Linked DNA regions of Homo sapiens: region 1 is linked to region 2. The links are chromatin loops, found by intact Hi-C in ENCODE. Cell type or tissue: dorsolateral prefrontal cortex. All regions are shown on one strand. Links, peaks and the distances in the headings refer to the core of each region. The heading gives the core; the rest is flanking DNA.

Evidence for each region. Peaks named below come from ENCODE experiments on the same cell type or tissue, not always from the same donor. Only the 100,000 strongest peaks of a DNase experiment are listed, where the experiment ranks them.
Region 1: a loop joins it to region 2, with 2.6 times the contacts of the local background. A loop is called at or near these places in 9 of 110 quality-filtered maps.

The regions. Positions count from the first base shown.
Region 1 is chrX:46,990,633-46,998,725 of GRCh38, reverse strand. JADE3 (jade family PHD finger 3) reads right to left here. Exons shown (of 11, transcript NM_014735.5): 4 at 449-606. Among named protein-coding and RNA genes, the nearest start is that of JADE3, 82 kb to the right of the region's middle. In dorsolateral prefrontal cortex, for the core only: no CTCF peak of the experiment used is centred there; a DNase peak (open chromatin) is centred at 4,425; H3K27me3 peaks cover 1,406 bases.
Region 2 is chrX:46,911,696-46,914,195 of GRCh38, reverse strand. It overlaps JADE3 (jade family PHD finger 3), which reads right to left and starts at 1,775. Exons shown (of 11, transcript NM_014735.5): 1 at 1,477-1,775. RefSeq lists silencers at 988-1,397, 1,838-1,967 and an enhancer at 1,708-2,002. In dorsolateral prefrontal cortex, for the core only: a CTCF peak has its summit at 1,018 (motif pointing left); a DNase peak (open chromatin) is centred at 1,795; H3K4me3 peaks cover 2,300 bases; H3K27me3 peaks cover 350 bases.

The DNA.
Region 1 (8,093 bases), core at 3,461-5,960, 81 kb before region 2:
GTAAGACTCCATCTCAAAATAAATAAACAAACAAACAAACAAATAAATAAATAAAACAGACTCAGGTATTGTTATAACAACAGTAAACAGACTAAGACAGGCATTATGTAATTAATTCTGTTTCTCTCAGAAGACTAATAAATGCTACTGACTGTTGAGTCAAGACTTGGAAATTCTTGTCTCCAAAATTTTATCATAATTTCAGATTGGACTTCAAATGGTTTTATCCTATGAATAATGGGCACATACTATGTCCCTAAATACATGAGCCTGACTTTATTGCTTATTATAGCCTGGTAAAATCTGCCACTGGTCTGAGTGAATTGGTGAAAATGGTATGTGACTTTGTACTATAAATGCATAATTAGCCACTCTAAGTTTCTCCCCAAGCAGCAGACAAACATGAGAGCATTCATTCCCTAAGTCAAAGGTGCAAGCATGCAAATACCTGAGAGAAGGCTGTGGAACGGTGTCTGGACTGGCTGGTACCTGGACTCCCTTTTCCCATTCTTCCTTCCATGTATCAGCAAAGAGGTAATAGCTATCAGGATTAATGTGGTGAGAATCTGGAAGTTTCATGGCACTGATGAGGTCCTTCCGGAATACCTGGAAAGATATTGCACATATCTTGAGAAGACCATCACTATGCAACTGATACCATTCAATGTTCTCCTTTTAAAAAGACCATCCCCATCCACTCTGCTTCCAACAAGAGAAACATCTCTAACTTCCTAAATGGCCAGATCAACTTCTGTTTGGAAAGGTTTGAAGTACTGACAAGGAAGCCAGCTTATTTGGGATTTAATAAAGGGTAATGCAGTCCTTCCTGAATTATTTTCTTGGGTTCTCTAAATTTAAACCAACAATACAGGTTACTCAAAACAGTTTGTATAAAACAATCCTTAACTTTCTTAAATTAAGTAACAAGTATCCACTGATAGTTAATAATTATTTGGGCATCATTTCATTTTAAAATTTATTTAGAAATAATTTTAGACTTAAAGAAAAGTTATCAAATAGTAAAGTTTCCATATATCCTTCACTTAGTTTCCTCTAATTGTTTACAGTTTATATAACCAGAGTTCAATTACCTAAACCAGGAAAGTAGCAATGCTATAATACTATTAACTAATGTATAGAATTCATTCAAATTTTCACTATTTTTCTCCCTAATGTCTTTCTGTTCCAGAATTTAATTTTATTTTTTTGAGACAGGGTCTCACTATGTTACCTAGGCTGGAGTGCGATAGCGTGACTTTGGCTCACTGCAACCTCTGCCTCCCAGGCTCAAGCGATCCTCCCACCTCAGCCTCCTGAGTAGCTGGGACTACAGGCACATACCACCATGCCCAGCTAATTTTTGTAATTTTTTTTTTTGTAATTTTTGTAGAGGCAGGGTTTCGACAGGTTGCCCAGGCTGGTCTCAAACTGCTAAACTCAAGTGATCTGCCCGCCTTGGCCTCTCAAAGTGCTGGGATTATAGGCGTGAGGCACGGTGCCTGGCCTCAGAGTATCTTTAATGAGGCAGTGGTTAAGTAGTGGTGGCAATTTCCAATTTGCTAAACTACTATCTTTGGGAAAGATGGTGCTGTGGGAAATCCTTCCTTAGTTCTGGAAAGTATGTGTCAACATCCTAAAATATTTCATTATTTTCCAAGTGATAGTCTTTATAAAATATATCAATTGATTACAAGATCATGCTTTGGGCTTGACTAATAATGAATAATGCCAAATGATCTAATTACAAAGCATAAGCCGTACCTTCATACTTGCCATAACTGCTTATGAAATCTGCTCTACATAGTTTCCTAACCTGAAAACATATTGCAGTGGATTGAATGGTGGCCTCCAAAAAGATATGTCCACATCCTAGTTCCCAGAAACTATGGATATTACCTTATTTGGAAAAAGGGTCTTTGCAGATGTAATTAAGTTAAGAATCTTCAGGTGAAGATATCATTCTGGAATATCCAAGTGGGCTCTAAGTCCATTGACAAGTGTCCTTACAAGAGAAAGGTGGAGGGAGATTTGAGATGGAAGAGGAGAAGGTAGTGTGATCATGGAGGCAGAGATTAGAGTGATTCATTGATCCACAAATCAATCAATGCTGACATCCACCAAAAGCTGGAAGAGGCAAAGAATGAATCGCCCTTAAAACCTACGGAGGGAGCACAGACTGGCTGATTTTTTACTTTTGGCCTTCATACTGTGAAAGAATAAATTCCTACTGTTTTAAGCTACCTCGTTTATGTTAATTTATTATAGCCCTAGGAAACTAATATACATGTTTACCAAACAGAAGAGTAACTTGAAGACTACAGACAAAGGTATACAAAAGCAGAGGCCAATGAAATGTGGTCCTTGTCTATGGCTTCAGAAATACTCAAACCTGGCCGGGTGCAGTGGCTCACGCCTGTAATCCCAGCACTTTGGGAGTCCGAGGTGGGTGGATCACGAGGTCAGGAGATCAAGACCATCCTGGCCAACATGGTGAAACCTCGTCTCTACTAAAAATACAAAAATTAGCCAGGTGTGGCGGTGCATGCCTGTAGTCCCAGCTACTTGGGAGGCTGAGGCAGGAGAATTGCTTGAACCCAGGAGGCGGAGGCTGCAGTGAGCCGAGATCGCGTCACTGCACTCCAGCCTGGGCGACAGAGCGAGACTCTGCCTCAAAAAAAAGAGAGAAATACTCAAACCTCCACGAAGGTGAAGTCTGGGAAACCACCAACCAATTCATACCTGTTTTTCTTAAGCAAATGAAAACTGAATCCAATGACTATTATAATTTTTCCTTCCCCTTTAGAGAAAAACAGGCATATGATAAGCCTGATTTCAATTTTACAAGCTAGCCAGATTAAAGAGCATCAGATCTAAGTTTTCTAGAGAAGCATTTTTACTTAAGGCAGAGTGTGAGAGGCTGCCTTATTTTGCTATGGAAGTCAATCTCAAGCATGAGACAGAACATAAAATGCTGAGTGGATGGGAATGTCAGTTCAGTACTCAGGCAGAAGATATCTGCAAAGTGATATAAAACATATTTACCAGACTGGTCTCATTAACCCGCTTTTGATAAGAAAAGGCATTTTTAAAGTTTTTGAACTGAAAACAAAATAACTATAGCAAATCCCGATTAGTGAGGAGAATTTTATATACAGAAGTGGCACACACATACATACATATTTGTATATATTTTCATAAAGAAACAATAAAAGAATAAACCAAAAACTTAACAAAAAAGGTTAACTCTGCAGAGTGAGGAGAAAACAGGGAGGGGAGAGAGACTTATAGAAAAGTTACCAAAATAGTTGAGCTGAATCTAGCTGGATCTCTCAATATATTTTGTTTTACAGTTTAAAGTCTGAAGCAGGCAAATACTTTATATAATTAAAAAATCTTAGGCCAGGCGTGGTGGCTCACACCTGTAATCCCAGCACTTTGGGAGGCCAAGGCGGGTGGATTACGAGGTCAGGAGATCGAGACCATCCTGGTTAACACGGTGAAACCACGTCTCTACTAAAAATACAAAAAATTAGCTGGGTGTGGTGGCGGGTGCCTGTAGACCCAGCTACTAGGGAGACTGAGGCAGGAGAATGGCATGAACCCAGGAGGCGGAGCTTGCAGTGAGCTGAGATCACACCACTGCACTCCAGCCTGGGCGACAGAGCAAGACTCCATCTCAAAAAAAAAAAAAAAAAATCTTAAAGGAATATGGGTCTGGGACAGACCACCTGGATTGGTATACTGATTTCACTACTGTAGCTTTCAGCAAGTTATCCAAATTCTGCGTCTCAACTTATCTATAAAATGGGGATAATAACACTCACCTCATAGGGGTTGTTGTAAAGATTAAATGGGTGAACTTGTATAAAGGACTTAGCACAGTATGGAGCTCACAGTAATTTCCAAATAAATGCTAGATGGTGTTATTTTATTATCATCACCATAGCATTCCTTCTAAAATCAGAAACAAGTATATAACTGAGTTCTTCTCTATAGTCCACAAAGTAATTGTTGATGGGGTAAGAGAGATATGAGTTCACAGCTCAGTTAAAATGTGCATGGTTTGGCTCCCAAAGACACAGTTCCCAAGCAAGAGCCCCATCAAGAACTTTAACTAACGTTCCAAAGGCCACAAGGTAATGTAGAAACTTCACAAAATAAAACACAGCCATTTGTTGCTAAATTAAAGATAATGAAGGAGGGATCTAGATGCTGACCCTGACCTTTCTAGGTAATGAAGTTGAGAAGTTTTACAAGTTCTTAATAGTGTGTCTATTTTATATGCACTGGTAGTTTTCCCAAAAGTTCCTGAAACAAAAAGGCTTTGTACTTACCAGATAACTGTTCATTTATGGTCAAAGAGGGGATTCACTGGCTAACATACAGTCCAGAAGCTATGCCAAGCCCAACACTGTGTGCACATCTGGCCTGTCAGATGCTTGCAGAAACAAAGGAGGCCTCACTATGAATTCAATTAGAACATCAATGCTTAACCTGCCAGAGCCACAAAATGAAAATGCCCTTTGCAGACAACTCTGGCTTTTATTGCTCTCATTAACATCTCTCAGTTGGCAGTTTTTTAAAGCACAGCTCCTCTGAACATTTGTGTGACATTTTTCATAGGAAAAGTCAAAACATTAACTTCCTGTATGACACAAAGAGTAACACTGTCTGGTCCGTGTGAATAAAGCAGAGAGATTGAACAATTTTGATTCAGTCACTGAAATCTGAAGCTACACATAACTGACCACAAACTAACATGTCACCCCAAAAGCATAAAACAGCTACAAACTGGTAATTATATTTAAGCAAAAGGAATTAATTATAATTATACAATCTTTAGGCAAAAAAAGTTGTCAGGTTATCCAGAAAATCAATAGCAGAGAAAACTTAGCAAAGAACACTGTGCCTAAAACCCTTAAAAACTCTGTTCTTGTTTTGTCAAGACATTGCATCCCACATTGATTTTTTTCAATGAATCAAAAAGCTTATGTAATTTCTAAATTTGAAACTTTAAAACCCATGGAAATATTTTTCAAATAGTTTAAAATAACTCTCAGGTTTCTTATAAAGAATAAACAGAACGTTTTGATGGCTATGGGCTAACACCAACTGCAACATCAATTACCATAAAGCAATGTACCTTTGGGTTGCTTAAGTTGGATTATTCCCTTTCCCCCATATCAAACAGAGGTATAACGGAGAAGGGGGAGCAACAAAGTCTGATTTAGAGATCTGAGCAATTTCAGCACAAGAAATAACATTTGAAGGCTGCTTTGCAAATTATTCTCCCTTCCCTCAATGTCCCTTTTTGTGTAATAAGTATGCACTTGTAGCTCAGTGCTTTTTATCTGCTGTAGGTCAGAAAACCAAGTAATTAAGCTTGTTAGAAATATAGGTACAATGATGTAAACAGGCTTTACTAGAGAGTATGTAGTGCTCTCCACTGAATTAAAATATATGAGCTTTCATTCTGTTGCTATGAAAGTCTTGGATAATAATGAGACTCCAGGCCTACAGATGATATGCAGTCAATGTTTTAAGATAGGTTGATATGTTTTACACACCAGACTAGTAGTCAAAAATATCCTAGCTTTTGATAAAGAATGGAAGACTTTTTAATAGTCTCCCAAAGTGCTGGGATTATAGGCATGAGCCACAGCACCCAGCCAGTTACTATGTACTTTTTCTAGGGATTAAAAACAACAACAACAACTTTACGAGTATGGGCCCTTTTAAGAATCAGATAAGGCTACTATCTCAGAAAAAAAAATTAACAAAGAACATACCCTTAAAAATCTGTATACAATTTCCAGAAGGTACACAAAGCCCCTGAACCATACAGGGGATTCACATATCCCTAGGAAACTCTTCTCTACAGGATAAATTAGAGGGAGATTTGCACAAGAATCTCACTGATACACTAAATATCAAAGAAAAATATGTATCTTTTAATGCAGCCAATTAATCCTCTGCAAAAGGGGTAATTTATATTGCATGTCAGTGACTAATTCCCAGTAAAATCATAAGGCTCAAGAATTCTGGTTTTGTCTCAGACCTGTAGTCAGAAAACAAAAAACAAAACAAAACAACCTCCCGTTTTTATAAGAAGCAAATGGCAGGACAGGCAGCAAATTAACAAATTTTCATGAACCCATCAGAGAAGTGAATCACAGCACAAATACCCAATTCAGAGAGACAGGTGCCTGCAGGGAGACACAGGGCAGAGCATTTGGTTACCTGTGGCAGAAGCCACAGCAGGAACATTAAACTAGAAATTTTGAATCGCTGGATGCTGCGTGGGGACTGATATGAGAATATGAAGTTCTTGGGGGCTGTAGTTATGGGGGGGGGGGTCCCACCCGCTTGCAAGCTTTTTCTTCAGGAACCCAATTAGGCTCACACAGGGAAGCTGGGGTGGGGGCAGGGCCGGGGCAGGGGGCGGTACCTGGAGAAAGCACCAGAGTGGTGCTGTCTGGGTACTTGGTGCTTAGTGCCCTGGTTCCCTTACCAAACAAAAGGCTTCATCTGCAGGGGAAGGGTATCAAGTCAGGACAATGGTGTAGTTTCATTACTGCTGGGAGAAGGGAAAAGCATCCAGCCTCAGCCTCCCTGTGTTACCTAACGGGCAAAAAGGTAATCTACAGGAGAGAGAACCTCAAGGACAAAGGCTGAGAACATCAGAAGATACCTGCTACAGGCCAATGAGGGAACAGGGGGCAGTGGCAAAAAGGCTCTACCTGAAGACTACCTTCCCTACCACCACTTCCACCCCCAGAAACAGGACCACTATGCACCCTAAAGACTAAGAAAGAGTTAATGAGAAGATTAGCGAATACTGCCCCTCCCCCATACCCTCTACTACGCTAAAGACTCCAGGGATAATAACACTGGCTAACAGCTTGGGAGAGCTGCAAGAAACAAAATTCCTATGAGGACAAGCACAAAGAGACCTTGAGCCAAGAGGAGAGACAAAAACAGTGTCACTAGAAGAATTTGAAGTCTCTGTTACAGCAATAACAAATTTCTAACACTCTCATATATTGCTGGTGTGACTGAAAAATGATGAGCCCCTTTGGAAAACAGACTCGTAGTTCTTTAAGTAGTTAAATGGTTAAGTAGAGTTACTATATGACCCAACAATTCCACTCCTATGTGTATAGTCAAGACAACTGAAAACGTACGTCAACATAAAAACTTGTACCTGAATGTTCATAGCAGAATTACTCATAATACTCCAAAAGTGGAAACAACCCAAATGTCCACCAACTGATGAACGGATAAACAAAATGTGGTGTACTGATAAAATGTAATATCATTCAGTCATAAAAAGAAATGAAGTGGCCAGGTGCAGTGACTCACACCTGTAATCCCAGCACTTTGGGAGGCTGAGGTGGGTGGATCACCTGAGGTCGGGAGTTCAAGACCAGCCTGACCAACATGGAGAAACTCCGTCTCTATTAAAAATACAAAATTAGCCAGGCATGGTGGTGCATGCCTGTAATCCCAGCTACTCAGGAGGCTGAGACAGGAGAATCGCTTGAACGTAGGAGGCGGAGGTTGCAGTGAGCCGAGATTGCGCCATTGCACTCCAGCCTGGGCAACAAGAGTGAAACTCTGCCAAAAGAAAGAAAGAAAGTGGGGGGGGGGGGGGAGGGAGGGAGTGAGGGAGGGAGGGAGGGAAGGAAGGAAAGAAGGAAGGAAGGAACTAATACATGTTACAACATGAGAGGTGAAAACACTATGTTCAGTGAAAGAAGCCAGACACAAAGGGCACGTATTGTATGATTCCATTTATATGAAATGTCTAGAATAGGCAAATCCATAGAGAAGGAAGGTAAATTAGTGGTTGCCAGGGGTTGCAGGTAGGGAGATTGGGGAGTAACTGCTAATGGGTAAGGGGTTTCTTTCTGAGATGATGAAAATGTTCTAAATTATGATTGTAATGGTTACACAACTCTGAACATACTAAAACCCACTGAATTATACACTTAAAATGGGTGAATTGTATGCTACAAGAATTATATTTCAAGAAAAGATGTTAAAAATGGTTTTTAAAAGAGGGTGATTATTGGGGTGTCAATGTACACCAC
Region 2 (2,500 bases), core at 1-2,500:
TGGCTAAAGGGAAAGTATTTAACAGGAGAACTGGTCTGGGAAAGTGGATTGTGGGTTGCTTAAACTAAGCAAAGACGTTGTGCAACCAGTTTTTACCTAAATTATTTTTCATTACTTCCCAAGTTTAGAGAGCAGCAGTTCACTTTATCAGACTGAACACAGGGAATGAGGTCGCCTTTCCCTCCAGGCCACCACTGGAATCACCTTCAACACGGTTTTGACTTCTTACACAATCAGACGGCGGGAGGGGGGAATCTCATCCTCAGCTTCATAGATAAACGCACCTCACGGCACACACACACAAACAACTCGCGCACATCTGAGGCCACGGATTTCCTTGCAACTCAAAGTCGGAGAAGCGGCCAAACAAGTTTCTTGCCAAATCCCTAGTAGCCACATATGTCCCAGGGCCGCACAGCGATAAAAACTTTGAAACATGCCTCCACATACCACCATTGTGGTCACTCACTCCAGATCCCGCCACCCCCTCCTCACAAATAACAAACTCAGGCTGCCCTGTGCAATTTAAAGCTAGACTCCACCGAAGCACTGGCTCTGCTGTGAAAAGCGGGAGAAAAAGATTGAAGGCTATTAAAAAAAACAACAAACAAACAAAAAACAAAACAAAACAAAACAAAAAAACAAACTACGGCCCCCGGGGCGGAGGGAATAAAACGAACTCGAAAGCTGGAGAAAAGTTAACTTTGCCGTGCCCAGCGGTGGGAAAATTTCCCCGGAAGACTAGCAAAGCCCTCACGATTTTCCCACCCCCGGACCGCCCGACGCTCGGCGGCCACGGACCCGCAGTTCGAACAATGCCGCCAGTGGGAGGGAAAGTTCGCCAGCCCGCCGGGCGCCCGCGCTCCCGCTCCCGCCGGGTGGGCACCCGGGCTTCCCGGGGTGCCTCGCCGCACCCAGCACCACCCGTTCTCCCCTCTCCAGGCACTCGGTTCTTTCCGCCCCCCAACAGCTAAACAGCCAGGGCGCGCCCTCGCTCCCTGGAGCATCCGACCCCTGGCGGCCGACAGAGCAGGTCCTCCCGCCACGGGTCTGGCCCCGTCAGCCCCGAAGCCAGGCAAAGGGCAGGAACGGAGGAGGGGGCGCCAGGAGGGGGCACCGGAGGAAAGAGCCGCAACAGTTATGGCGCTCAATTCCTGCCCGGTGTAGCCGGGAGCTGCAGCCGAGCTCGCGCGTCCGCCCCCGCCCCCCGCCCGGGCCACCAGGCACTACCCGGGCGGGCAGAGGGGCCACCAGGCACTTTACCTCAGCCCACACACGCTCTCGGCCCCAAGGCGCCGGGGACGCCGGAGGCGACCACGATGTGGAACCGGAGCGACCCGGAGCGCGGCGAGGCCGGGCCGGGACTGTGCGCTCCGCGCCGCCCGCTTCCACTCCCGGAGGCCGCCGCTCCCGCCGCCCAGCCGGTGCGACGCCCCCAACCTCGCCCGCGCCGGGTCCGGCCTCCGCGGCGCCTACCTTCGCGCAGCTGGCTCGCGGCTCCTGCCCGGCTCCACGCCGCGGCCCGGCAATGTGCCGGGTGAGTCCGGTCGGAGTGGTAACCGCCCCCCTAACCGCTCGCTTTCTTCTCTTCCCTCCCTCGCACCTGCCCCTTAATCCCCTCCTCGCCCCCGCCCCCCGCCGGGGCCGCCCCCCGCGCCTCAGCTCCCGCCCTCGGCCCTCGTCCGCCCGGCCCGTCAGGCCTCAGCGCTGGGCAGGCGGTTGGGCGGCGGCGGCGGCTGAGGCGGCGCGGAGCACTATTGTATTCCTGACACTGTGCGCTCCCACGCTCCGCCTCTTCCCTTTCCTTCCTCCCCCAACCTCTCCTCCCACCCACCGCCGGCCGCGCTCGCCCTACCGGAGCGGCTCCCAGCCGTCTGCCCGCCGCGCGTTCTTCTGGCGGGCTGGGCGCCGTCGCCACCCGCCGCCTCGACGCCCCGCCCACTCGCCGCTCCCGCACCCGCGGCGCCGCGTTCCAGGTGGGCTCCCCTCCCGTCCAGCTGGGTGCGCCACTGCCCGAGACGCCCCAGCCCCGCCGAGCGCTAGAGAGGACGAGGTGCAGATGCCTCGGCTGTGTTGAAATACAAACTAAGCTTTTCATGGCCCCTTCCAACTCTGAAGTTCCAAAGTGGGACTCTCATACATCAACTCGGTGGCCGCTATTGATTTATGTCGCTTGTGCTTGAATTACCTGTAATAATAAAGCCAAGGTGGCTATTAACATAATTCATTTATTCAGTTGCCAGCACAGGTGGTTTGTGATGTTGTGTGGCTTTTTCGATGTGTCCACTGGTTAGGCTATCGCCCACAGTTATTTGATCGAATGCCAATCCAGGTGTTGCTCTGGAGGTATTTTGCTGATGTAATTAAAGCTCCTAATCAGTTGACTTAAAGTTAGGGAGATAATCCTGGATAATCTAGGTGGGCCTGACGGAATCAGTTGGAAAGCCTTTCAATCAGGGCTGAGGGTGCTGAGTACGTCAGAGAAAGAGAATTTCCCCTA